Regions from separate parts of the Homo sapiens genome. Here region 2 is linked to region 1. Evidence: chromatin contacts called from ENCODE Hi-C or POLR2A ChIA-PET data. All regions are on one chromosome and are shown on one strand. Each heading gives the region's core, a stretch centred on a gene start or an enhancer-like site at or near the end of the contact. The rest is flanking DNA. Distances are from core to core; before and after follow the strand shown.

Region 1 (2,700 bases), core at 87-2,586:
GAGCCTGAGCTTGGGGAAGAGGTGGGCAGGGGGTCACTGCCTTCCCTTTCTAGAGTCCCTTCCTCTACTTCCACAGGGGAATCTGGGAAGAATGGGGTCCTGGCTTTCCGCTCCCATTGTTTTTTTGGTTTTTGGTTTTTGGATTTTTTTTTTTTTTTTTTTTTTGGATACAGTCTTGCTCTGTCACCCAGGCTAGAGTGCAGTGGTGCAATCGCGGCTCATTGCAGTCTCTGCCTCCTGGGTTCAAGTAATTATCCTGCCTCAGCTTCCCGAGTAGCTGGGATTACAGGTGCGGACCACCACATCTGGATAATTTTTGTATTTTTAGTGGAGATGGGTTTTGCCATGTTGGCCAGGCTGGTCTTGAACTCCTGGCCTCAGGTGATCTGCTCACCTCGGCATCCCAAAGTGCTGGGATTACAGGTGTGAGCCACCGTGCCTGGCCAGAGCTCCCAGCGTTTACAGCCATTAGGAGCTGAAGGTTGGGTCCCTTTGCAAGACTTTCCACCACCACCACCACCTCTCACAATTCTCCAGGTTTGTAGGAACCCGGCCAGTTTAATCAAGCAGGTACTGAGGGGCCAGCCACTCGCAGGCTTTTGGTCAACTGTCAGATCCAAGGAAGGGGCTCAGCAGAGGTTTACATACCCTAGGACCAAGAAGGGGGCAAACTGGAGCAGAATCCTCCTGATGAATGACCCCAAACTCCTGGGTTTTCAATACTAGCAAGCTTGGAGGAGGAAGCAGCGGAACTTGAGGAGCCCGTGTAGGTCCTCTAGCAAGCTGACTGCGAACGCTGTCTCTGTACCTCAACTGTTGTGTCCCAAATCCAGCTGGCCAGAACCCAGGCACCCGGCGGCCCCGGAAGGCAAGGGGGAATCCCAGTTGGCCGGACGCCAGAGGAGTCTCCTGTCTCTTTAGACCCCAAAGTCTCCTCCCTAAAGCACTGAGGGAGACCCCACACACATATACAGGCTTCCTCCGCCCACCAGAGGTGATTCCTTTCCTCATTAGGAAATTCTCCGCTCCCTTTTCCGACTCGTTTTCCGAGCGTTTACGTTGTACATCTGGAAAGGAATGGGGAGGAAGGAGGGGGAAGCAGAGAGGAGGGGGAAGAACCCAAACCCGCCCAGTCTAACCCAGTCCAGACAACCGGCTTCCAGCTGGGGCTGGGGAAAGGGGGTTGGAGGGGTGCGCCCCCCCCCCACGCCCCTTAGGGGTGGGGGACGCGGGCTCAGAGTTCCAGGGACCCAGGAATGCCCCCCCGCCAGCCCCCTCGGCAGGCGGGGGGAGGGCTCAGCCGGGAGTTTGGCAAACTCCTCCCCGCGTTGAGTCATTCGCCTCTGGGAGGTTTAGGAAGCGGCTCCGGGTCGGTGGCCCCAGGACAGGGAAGAGCGGGCGCTATGGGGAGCCGGACGCCAGAGTCCCCTCTCCACGCCGTGCAGCTGCGCTGGGGCCCCCGGCGCCGACCCCCGCTGCTGCCGCTGCTGTTGCTGCTGCTGCCGCCGCCACCCAGGGTCGGGGGCTTCAACTTAGACGCGGAGGCCCCAGCAGTACTCTCGGGGCCCCCGGGCTCCTTCTTCGGATTCTCAGTGGAGTTTTACCGGCCGGGAACAGACGGGTGAGTGAGGAGGGCTGGAGACGGGATGGGGGTGGGGGAGCCGCCTGGAGACTGGGGGCGCGGCTGGGGTCTGGAGGGGACCAGGGCTTAAGTTTGAGGGTGGAGTTTGTAAGGAATAGAGCTGCAGTTGGGGGCCCTGGCTAGAGTTGGGGGCCCGCGCTGGAGTAGGGAGGGCACCGTGGCGGGTGAGGAGGGGCCCTGGCGTTTGAGATCAGTGGGGAGACATGTGTCCGGTGGGGAGAGGACACGGAGCTGGAGAAGTCTGGGCAGGGGTCTCCGGGCCAAGGGAGAGGAGAGCGCGTGAATGGAGAGCTGAGGGTCTCTGGCTGAAGTCTGTGGGCTGCTGGGACCTGGGGCGGGTGGGGGCGCAGAGGGGGCGCAGAGGCCGGGAAGGGCTTTTGGGGGCTCCAGGAGACCTCGGGATCCGTAGGGGCCATTGTGCGGCGAGAGAACGGGTAGAAGCCGAATGAGCTACGTGTAGTAGGAGGAAAGTCAAAGACTGAGGGGGTCGGAAGGTTAAATGGGGGCCAGCCTCATCCTCCCCTCCCCCCTCAACTCAGACCGGGGAAAGACCCGAGAGAGGACGGCGGCTCCCTCTCCTTTCTCCTCTGTCTCCTACTCCTCCCTCCGCCCCCAATCTCTGTTCAGGCGAGGGGATCCGAGAACTGGGGGCGAGTGCGGGGACCCTGGCACTGGGGCCCTGGGGCTGGGGGCGAACTCAGCCAAGGGCGGGTGCTGGGATGTGTCGGGAGGGGTGTGTGCGCGCGTGAAGGGGGGTGGGCGGTTTCCCTCTTCCTCTGGCTCTTGGGAGGAAGAGAAAAGCTGGTTTCCTGTAGCTGGTCGGCTGGAGCTGTGCTGAGACCGGGACTTCTGGGGCTGGGGTCGGAAGCTGGGGAGACGGGGGCTCCGTGGGGCCAAGAACGTCAGAATGAAGGACTCAGGACCCTGGAAATCTCAAAGGAGGATCCTTATTCCCAACTCAGCACAGTGATAAGCAGACCCGGACCCCGAGTGCCTAGAAAATGGGGTACTGACAGGCTTGGGAAACAGGAGTTAGAGTGGAAGCAACATTAGAACCA
Region 2 (2,700 bases), core at 201-2,700, 3.3 Mb before region 1:
TCTTATATTCTCAGCCAGATGGTTAAGGAAAACAGAAGTTAGAGTGGAAGGAGTGGCAAATAGGGTAATAAAATGGCTTTAGATTTTAGACAAATTCTCACAAATGAGACACTAACCGCTTTCCTCCTTTACTCCCATACCCCCAAAGGGCTGGGAGATAAAGACCTTGGAGCCAATAAAACAAAGTAGGAGAAATCTACTTGTGTCTACCTAGGTGTCTGGGCAGAGGCCATTTGGGAACAAGTGTGTTCTGGACAGTGCTAAGTGCTAAGAAAGCGGCACTAGGGAAAAAGAGGGAAGCACAATAACTCCAAATGAGTAGTCACAAGGTTTGCAGAAGGGGGCATGTCATTTTCATTCATTGTGGTGGTCTGGAGGGTGCAGGGGGTGTGGTGGTAACTTTCTTGCACATGTGCAATCCTGTATCCGTCTTATATATGATGTGATAAATAATATCATATACATACATATATACATAGAAGCATATATGCACACATACAAATATCACATAATCATAGAACCTTCCTACTGGAAAAAAAAAAAAAACTTAAAAGGTCAAGTATTCCTGTCTCCTGCTCATCAATAACTTCTCTGCCAGATGGCCTCAGGTCTTTGCATTAACACTCCCAGGGAGGTTTGGAAGTTGGAAAAGTGAGAGGATTACCTTGTCACTGAGCCTGTTGGATTACTGTATTAATCTGCCTTCCGTCATCCTTTAATCGTAGTTTTGCCCTCAAATGGGCATTGTTTACTCCCTATTGTAGAAGACCCCATTGTTGGCTACATCTTTATAGATAGTCGTACCACTACTTTAAAGGGCCAGTGACAGACACCAAAAACAAAATAAAAACCCACATACACACTGGAAGCAAGCACTCAGTAAAATGTTGTAGAATTAATGAATGAAACAATGACACAAATGAGAGTATGTTTTCTCATGGTGGAGCGAAAAGGTGACAGCATCACCTCTGGTACCCCAACTCCCACCCCCTCCCCAATGCAGACAGGCTGAAAGACCGGTAGTGAGACTGGAGTTCAGCCTTCAGACCGGTAGTGAGACAATCCTTCAGCCGGGAGTTGGGCTCTGGGTGGCCTAGGTTGCCATGGCACCGCCTCGGGCTCCACCCTCTCTTGTCCCCCTCACCGCTCCCCCCCTGCAGCGGGGGTTGTGGCAGCCAGTCACGTGCCCGCCGCGTAGCCACACCTCTGCTCCTCAGAGCAATGTCAAGCGGTCACGTGTGATAGCAACAGATCACGTGGCTGCCATCGCCCCTCCGCCCCCTTACACTCTTCGCCCTCCTCCCAGTCGAAGCACCTCCTGTCCGCCCCTCAGCGCATGGGTGGCGGTCACGTGCCCAGAACGTCCGGCGTTCGCCCCGCCCTCCCAGTTTCCGCGCGCCTCTTTGGCAGCTGGTCACATGGTGAGGGTGGGGGTGAGGGGGCCTCTCTAGCTTGCGGCCTGTGTCTATGGTCGGGCCCTCTGCGTCCAGCTGCTCCGGACCGAGCTCGGGTGTATGGGGCCGTAGGAACCGGCTCCGGGGCCCCGATAACGGGCCGCCCCCACAGCACCCCGGGCTGGCGTGAGGTAAGTGCAGTCCCTTCCCAGGAATGAGAACCAGTGCCCGCCCCCCTCACAGCTTTCCACGCGTTCGTTTCGCGAGCTGGTTATGGAAGGGTCGCTCAAGGGCGGGAAGTGGGGCCTTTGTGGTCATGGGAAAGTATAATTTTAGGGACTGAGGTGTAGGATCTTCGATGCAAGGCATGTGTCATGTGTGATCTTTGTGCGGGGCGCGATTGTCCCAAAGGAAAAAGCGTTTTCTATTGCAGGGCCTCACGTGGCTGGAGGGGTTGGTATTGAGTCATTGTGTTATCTCTGGGGCCGGCCCCAAGGAAGACTGGGAGCGGGGGATGGGATGCTGGTGGTGTTCTTTGCGCTTTTTTTTTGGGAGTCCCTTTGTTGCTGCAGGCTCATACCATCCTAACTCTGTAAGCGACTTTTGGTGATAGGAGTCTGTGATTGTAGGGTCTCCCTTGATCTGAGAATGGCTACCTCTCGATATGAGCCAGTGGCTGAAATTGGTGTCGGTGCCTATGGGACAGTGTACAAGGCCCGTGATCCCCACAGTGGCCACTTTGTGGCCCTCAAGAGTGTGAGAGTCCCCAATGGAGGAGGAGGTGGAGGAGGCCTTCCCATCAGCACAGTTCGTGAGGTGGCTTTACTGAGGCGACTGGAGGCTTTTGAGCATCCCAATGTTGTCCGGTGAGAAGGTGGTGGAGGGTTGGGCGTGGGGAGTAAAGGGAAAAGACAGCCTATAGGTGGGGTGTGATGATCTGTAGAGAAGTGGGGACCCTGAGGAAATAATGAGAGGCCATGTTGGGTTAAAGGGGATTGAAAAGTGAGCATTTACTCTGGTCAGGCTGATGGACGTCTGTGCCACATCCCGAACTGACCGGGAGATCAAGGTAACCCTGGTGTTTGAGCATGTAGACCAGGACCTAAGGACATATCTGGACAAGGCACCCCCACCAGGCTTGCCAGCCGAAACGATCAAGGTGAGTGGGGTTGGTAGGCATTGAGAGGTGGATTGGGACCTTTGTAGTAGAACCTTCTGGGATTTCAGGTATGGTGCCTAGTTTCCAGTGCATCTGTACCTCCCCTTTGAAACTAGGATCTGATGCGCCAGTTTCTAAGAGGCCTAG

Evidence for each region. A loop is a pair of places that touch in the nucleus more often than their neighbours do. ChIA-PET counts read pairs that join two places held with the same protein, here RNA polymerase II (POLR2A). Pooled maps may share reads with other maps.
Region 2: a map of naive thymus-derived CD4-positive, alpha-beta T cell shows a loop between it and region 1 (4-fold over the local background). The contact joins the promoter of CDK4 here to the promoter of ITGA5 in region 1. A Hi-C loop is called at or near these places in 1 of 168 maps with a recorded cell type or tissue (naive thymus-derived CD4-positive, alpha-beta T cell) and 4 of 50 pooled maps. POLR2A ChIA-PET finds 5 or more read pairs at or near these places in 1 of 52 experiments (CD4-positive, alpha-beta T cell).

Annotation. Positions count from the first base shown.
Region 1 is chr12:54,417,902-54,420,601 of GRCh38, reverse strand. It overlaps ITGA5 (integrin subunit alpha 5), which reads left to right and starts at 1,336. Exons shown (of 30, transcript NM_002205.5): 1 at 1,336-1,621. The coding sequence starts at 1,404. The region is part of intron 2 of GPR84-AS1 (GPR84, ZNF385A, ITGA5 and GTSF1 antisense RNA 1); the gene reads right to left.
Region 2 is chr12:57,751,060-57,753,759 of GRCh38, reverse strand. CDK4 (cyclin dependent kinase 4) reads left to right here and starts at 1,450. Exons shown (of 8, transcript NM_000075.4): 1 at 1,450-1,585; 2 at 2,024-2,260; 3 at 2,418-2,553; 4 at 2,670-2,700. The coding sequence starts at 2,043. RefSeq lists silencers at 1,001-1,120, 1,351-1,430, 2,161-2,300 and an enhancer at 1,091-1,824.